Linked DNA regions of Homo sapiens: region 2 is linked to region 1. A link is an interaction called in ENCODE POLR2A ChIA-PET data of the cell type or tissue named here. Cell type or tissue: PC-3. All regions are shown on one strand. Links, peaks and the distances in the headings refer to the core of each region. The heading gives the core; the rest is flanking DNA.

Region 1 (2,912 bases), core at 274-2,773:
GGAAGGGAGAAGGAAGAAGATTTTCATGTGTTTGTAGGGGTGGTTGGGGACAAAATCAGAAATGAGGTTGAAAGGGGGAACAATGGGCACCTGCTCTGCCATTTGAGCCACTTCGTGGCAGGAAGAGTGAGGATGGGAGGCTGCAGAGCTGATGTGTGGAAGATGGAGGCTCTGGGCTCTAGCAGGGCTGTATTGGGCCTGGATGCCACCCAGTGTATAGTGAGGGCCATTCTTTACAGCTCTTCACTCTGCCGCAGGCCACCAAGTTGCTTTCACACCTGACTGGACATCGCTTCCCCAACAGCAGGTTCATGGCAGATGGGGATGCCAGGGCAGCTGGGCAGTGGCCAAGAGGCTGGAGCGAAATACAATGAGAGGCCTTGTGCCGAGCACATGTAAAGTACACTGTGCAGCCAACCCAGAAATAACTAGGGGGACTTCAGAGAATGCATCAGAATTCCTGAATGAGCCGGCAAGGGCTCAGAGCTGTTGAGACTGAAATGTGGATGTTACTGTGATCTCATTTGCACTCATTGCTGGTGAGAGCTAGGACATTTGAGTTTTACCTACCGTGGAATTATTATACAGCCTTTATACCAGGCTAGTGCAGACCTCTATTTATTGACATGGAAAGAGTCACAGTCTAGTGACTCTTTACAAACAGGAAAGCAAAAGTCCCCAGCGCTTTTCAGGGACCCAGGCTCTGAGTACAAAGGGAAAATCCAGTCAGCTGGCCTGCTGTATTGGGGTGGTCACTGACAGCGTTTAAGACATGGTATCTGAAACCCACAGTAATAGAAAACAGTCTTTGGGCTGGTCGCAGTGGCTCATGCCTATAATCCCAACACTTTGGTTGGCCAAGGCAGGAGGATCACTTGAGCCCAGGAGTTCAAGACCAGCCTGAGCAACATAGGGAGACCCCCGTCTCTACCAATAAAAAATGAGAAACAGCCAGGTGTGGTGGCACATGCCTGTGGTCCCAGCTGGATGGGAGGCTGAGGTGGGAGGATTGCTGGGGCCCGTGAGATTGAGGCTGTGCAGTGAGCCATGACTTCATCACTGCCCTCCAGCCTGGATGACAGAGCAAGACCTTGTCTCAAAAAAATAAATACATAAAAATAAAACAGTCTTTAGAATATTGAGGTTAATTTCTCTACCCAGAAAGCAATCTTTAATTTTATTAATAAGAACACAAAAGAAGGTAGGTAGTATCCCAGACAGCCAACTGCTTACATTTGGAACGGTGGCAGCAGCGATATCACAGGAAGCACATCTGTGTGTCAGGCACTGTTAGTGGCCAGTCTCTTCCTCCGTCTGGTGAACCTAGGCTTCGTTCAGCTGCTGGGCAAGAGTCTGCTTCAGCGGGACAAGCCCCTCCCCAGCCCCCAGGGGCAAACCTTGATTCATCTGTACCAGACATGGTAAGTCTATTCCCTTTGCTGGAAATTGTTTTAGGAAAGGGTCTGTGATGCAATTCTGGCCAAGTTTAGGAAAGTTTTCCTGCTTTTAAAAACAACAGCCTCTCTTCTGGCTTTGGGACACTGAGAAGAAGTGATGCTGGGCCTGCTGGAGCCATCTTGCATCTGCGAGGCTTCCATTAAGTAGGAGCTGAAGGACTGCGATGGCAGAGTAGAGAGAAGAAAGAACATGAGTCCTCAGTGATGCTGCTGACCCGCAGAAACCGCCAGTCCCAACACCCCTGAACTTCAGACCTCGTTTTGATTCAGAGACACATTTATACATTTCATATATATATACACACACATATATATGTATACATGTATACATATATATACACATATACATGTTTTATATATATATATTTTTATATATATATATATATTTTTTTTTTTTTTTTTTGAGACAGAGCTTTGCTCTTGTCGCCCAGGCTGGAATGCAGTGGCATGATCTCAGCTCACTGCAACCTCTACCTCCTGGATTCATGTGATTCTCCTGCCTCAGCCTCCCAAGTAGCTGGGATTACAGGTGTGCACCATCACACCCAGCTAATTTTTGTATTTTTGGTAGAGACAGAGTTTCACCATTCTGGCCAGGCTGGTCTCGAACTCCTGACCTCAGGTAACCCACCCACTTCAGCCTCCCAAAGTGCTGGAATCACAAGCATGAGCCATCACAGCTGGTCGCATTTTCATATTCTAAAATGCAGGATGTGTCTTACAAGCAATGGCATCTCAGTTTGAGTGAATTACAAAATGTGAGATTTTAGGCTGGGTGCAGTGGCTCACGCCTGTAATCCCAGCACTTTGGGAGGCCGAGGAGGGTGGATCACGAGGTCAGGAGATTGAGACCATCCTGGCTAACACAGTGAAACCCCATCTCTACTAAAAATACAAAAAAAAAAATTAGCCAGGCGTGGTGGCGGGTGCCTGTAGTCCCAGCTACTCAGGAGGCTGAGGCAGGAGAATGGCTTGAACCCGGGAGGCAGAGCTTGCAGTGAGTGGAGATCGTACCACTGCACTCCAGCCTGGGCGACAGAGCGAGACTCCATCTCAAAAAAAATAAATAAATAAAAAGTGAGATTTTAAAAAGAAATCTTATTAAGTCATTTTAAGTTGGGTGTTCTGTTTCAGTCAAATCATCCTAAATGATATCTTTTAAAAATAATTCTTCCCAGAAGAATGGATCATGGCAGAATACAGAAAATGAGCTCATGTGTGCAAGCCTCCTTCCGGAAATCATAACAGCTATGTGTATATGAAGTGTTTACTCTGTGGCAGGTACTCTGGAAGCACCTTTTATTCACTGTCTCATCTGATTCTCATGACAGCCCTGTCATTATCCCCCACCCCCCCACCTTCCCATTTCACAGCTGAGGAAGTCAAGGTGCAGAAAGGTTAAAGGAACTCATAAGTGAAGGCACTGCGATCTGAACTCAAACAATCCAGCCTAAA
Region 2 (2,912 bases), core at 169-2,668, 120 kb after region 1:
AATTCTACCACTCGGGGATAACTTCTCTTTATTATTTCAGTGGATGGCTGTTCTAGTCTTTTATTTGTTAATTAATTAATAAATTAATTAATTTTTGAGATGGAGTTTGCTCTTGTTGCCCAGGCTGGAGTGCAATGGTGCTATCTCGGCTCACTGTAACCTCCGCCTCCCGGGTTCAAGCAATTCTCCTGCCTCAGCCTCCTGAGTAGCTGGGATTACAGGTGCACACCACCATGCCTGGCTAATGTTTTGTATTTTAGTAGAGACAGGCTTTCGCCATGTTGCCCAGGCTAGTCTCATACTCCTGAGCTCAGGTGATCCGCCCGTCTCAGCCTCCCAAAGTGCTAGGATTACAGGCGTGAGCCACCGCACGGGGCCTAACGATGATGAGAATTTGATGTGACATCTGCAGGATCCCCAGCTAGTCAGCAGCATCTAGAGGGCTAGAACTCTGGCCAGCTGACTGGGCCTTTTGCTAACTGTTTTCTGTCCCCTCTGTGCCGGGGTGTCACTGAGCTTTGCGGGACAGGCTGGTCTGTCGTGCCTTCAGCTCAGGGAATGTGGCTCCCGAGCATAGGGCTGGACTGAGAGGCGTTAGGTGAGCCAGAGAAGGCCTCAGACACAGGGCTTAGAGAGGGCATGTAGACCTGTGATTGCTTAGTGTCCATGACTAGAAAAGACAGAATCTTGTAGTTACTGGGGATTGCACGAGATCACCTTCGAGAGGGCTCAGCACAGCACCTGACCAGTGGTCACTGCTGCTGGGGGATAATTTAGCTCTGCGTCTGTTTCCCTGTGTTTCCAAGCCCATGCAGTAAACGGGGGGAATATTGCGAATTAGCTTGTCTGCCTCGTAAGGCCAACCTGAAAACTAAATCTTAATCTTTGTGTGTGTGTGTGTGTGTGTGTGTGTGTGTGTGTGTGTATGTGTGTGTGTGTGTATCTGTATATTTAAACAGATAATATATGCAAATATCACAACATTCAAAAGGTTTAAACAAATATGTAGTGAAATGTTTGTCTCCCTCCTACCATTTTCACTCTCCAGGGATAGCCACTGTGACCAAACTCTATGTGTGTGAGTATACCTTTTTTATATTTTAGCTTTTTACATAAATAGTAGCTTTCTGTACAACTGCTCTGTATTTGGCAGGTCAGAGCTTTGGATTCAGACAAACCTGGATCTGGATCCTGACCTTCCCGTTTGCTTCGTGGTGACTCACAGCTGGCTTGGTGCATCTCATCCCTTAGTGCCTTGCCAGGTGCGTCACCTCCCCTTTCCTCTCCTCATTGTTGTCCTTTGTGCCAGGCTGTTGGGCTAAATCCAGCCTAGTGTGCCACTGCAGGGAGAGCCCAGCTCTGCCATTTTGGGGATAGTGTAGGAATCCATGATCCCTGGATGGGCGCGCCCGAGCCCCTCTATTGGGGCAGGGTTTTCTCAGTAGCCAGAGGTACCACCGATGGAGGTGGAAGGACTATAACAGAGGTATTTGACCCAGAAGACCTTTGTGAGGGCAGAGACAAAGTTGTTTTTTTGTTTGTTTTTTTAAAAAAAAAAAAAAAAAAAAGCTTAAGTGAAAAAGCATTTCCAGAACATCGCAGGTGCCTTTCGACTTCACTCCTGACCTTTGCCATGTCGGAATTGCTTAGTTTGTGTTAGCAGTGTGGGACCACTCTGAGCTCCTTGCAGAAGCCAAGGCAAGACTCTTAAAAGGACTCTCCACAACCCAAAAGCAAACCACGGCCATATAAGGTGGGTTCTGTTGCCTTTCCCCAGGACGAGGAGTCACCCTAATTCATGCTTGGAATCCTTTTTTCTTCATGTGATTCCTGTGAGACATATCTCAGGTAACACAGTTCATGGCAGGACTATTGGCGTGTCCTTTACAGTTTCCAGGAAGACAAATGTGCCCTGTGATTTCCAGGGTAGGACTGTGTTTCCTACGCGTTGGGGTTTCCTTCCTCTCCGTTTCTCCCATAGACCCTTGCCCCTCTCACTTTCCTTTTCTGTGCTGGGAACATCAGAATAAGAAGGAGTTTTCAGCCACCGTGTGCTTATTGCAGGTGGGGTCTTCATCTGAACCTCTGAGATAGGACTGTGTGCTGGGTTTCCATGTATGTCTAGGTCTATAGTGGTAAGACTGGAAGGGATCCTCGGGGTCATTTCGCTGGAGCCCCTTATTTTATAGTCAGGCCCAGAGAGGCTTACGTGGTTAAGTAAGATGGATGGAAGCCACAGACAAAGAAAACAGACTTCTTTCTTAGGAAATAAAAGTCTATAGGAGGACACTCATCTAATTTCTAAGAGTAGAAGATGTTAGGAGGGCTCGTTTTTGTCTTCTGGTGAGTATAGTTTGAGACAAGTTCTGGTATTTGACTTGAAAAATAGAATTGATAGCACAGGATTTACAGGAAACACTGTAGCTGGGCCTGTAGGCGCGCACCGCCACGCCTGGCTAATTTTCATTTCTTTTTAAGTTTTTTGTAGAGTCACCATCTCACTATGTTGCCCAGGCTGGTCTCAAACTCCTTTCCTCAAGCGATCCTCCTACCTTGGCCTCCCAAAGTGCTGGCATTACAGGCCACCGCACTGGCCGAAACCCCATCTCTCTCTCTCTTTTTTTTTTTTCTGAGATGGAGTCTCGCTCTGTCACCCAGGCTGGAATGCAGTGGCGCAATACTCACTCCACCTCCTGGGTTCAAGCGATCGAGACCCCATCTCTTAAAAAAAAAAAGGTTTATTGAGACAATTCACATACCATAAAATTCACCCTTTTAAAGTGTGCAGTTCAAGTGGTTTTTAGTATACTCAAACGGTTGTACGGTCATCACCGCTATCTAATTTTAGAACATTTTCATCACCCTAAAAAGAAACCTCATACCCATTAGGAGTCATACCATATTTCCCTGCA

The links. Peaks named below come from ENCODE experiments on the same cell type or tissue, not always from the same donor. Only the 100,000 strongest peaks of a DNase experiment are listed, where the experiment ranks them.
Region 2: POLR2A ChIA-PET joins it to region 1 with 5 read pairs; 5 of 35 experiments call an interaction of 5 or more read pairs at or near these places.

Annotation. Positions count from the first base shown.
Region 1 is chr17:76,551,813-76,554,724 of GRCh38, reverse strand. It overlaps a transcript of PRCD not described here. Among named protein-coding and RNA genes, the nearest start is that of SNHG16, 4.5 kb to the left of the region's middle. In PC-3, for the core only: no CTCF peak of the experiment used is centred there; no DNase peak of the experiment used is centred there.
Region 2 is chr17:76,433,431-76,436,342 of GRCh38, reverse strand. The region is part of intron 1 of UBE2O (ubiquitin conjugating enzyme E2 O); the gene reads left to right. Among named protein-coding and RNA genes, the nearest start is that of UBE2O, 18 kb to the left of the region's middle. RefSeq lists an enhancer at 1,982-2,482. In PC-3, for the core only: no CTCF peak of the experiment used is centred there; a DNase peak (open chromatin) is centred at 1,222.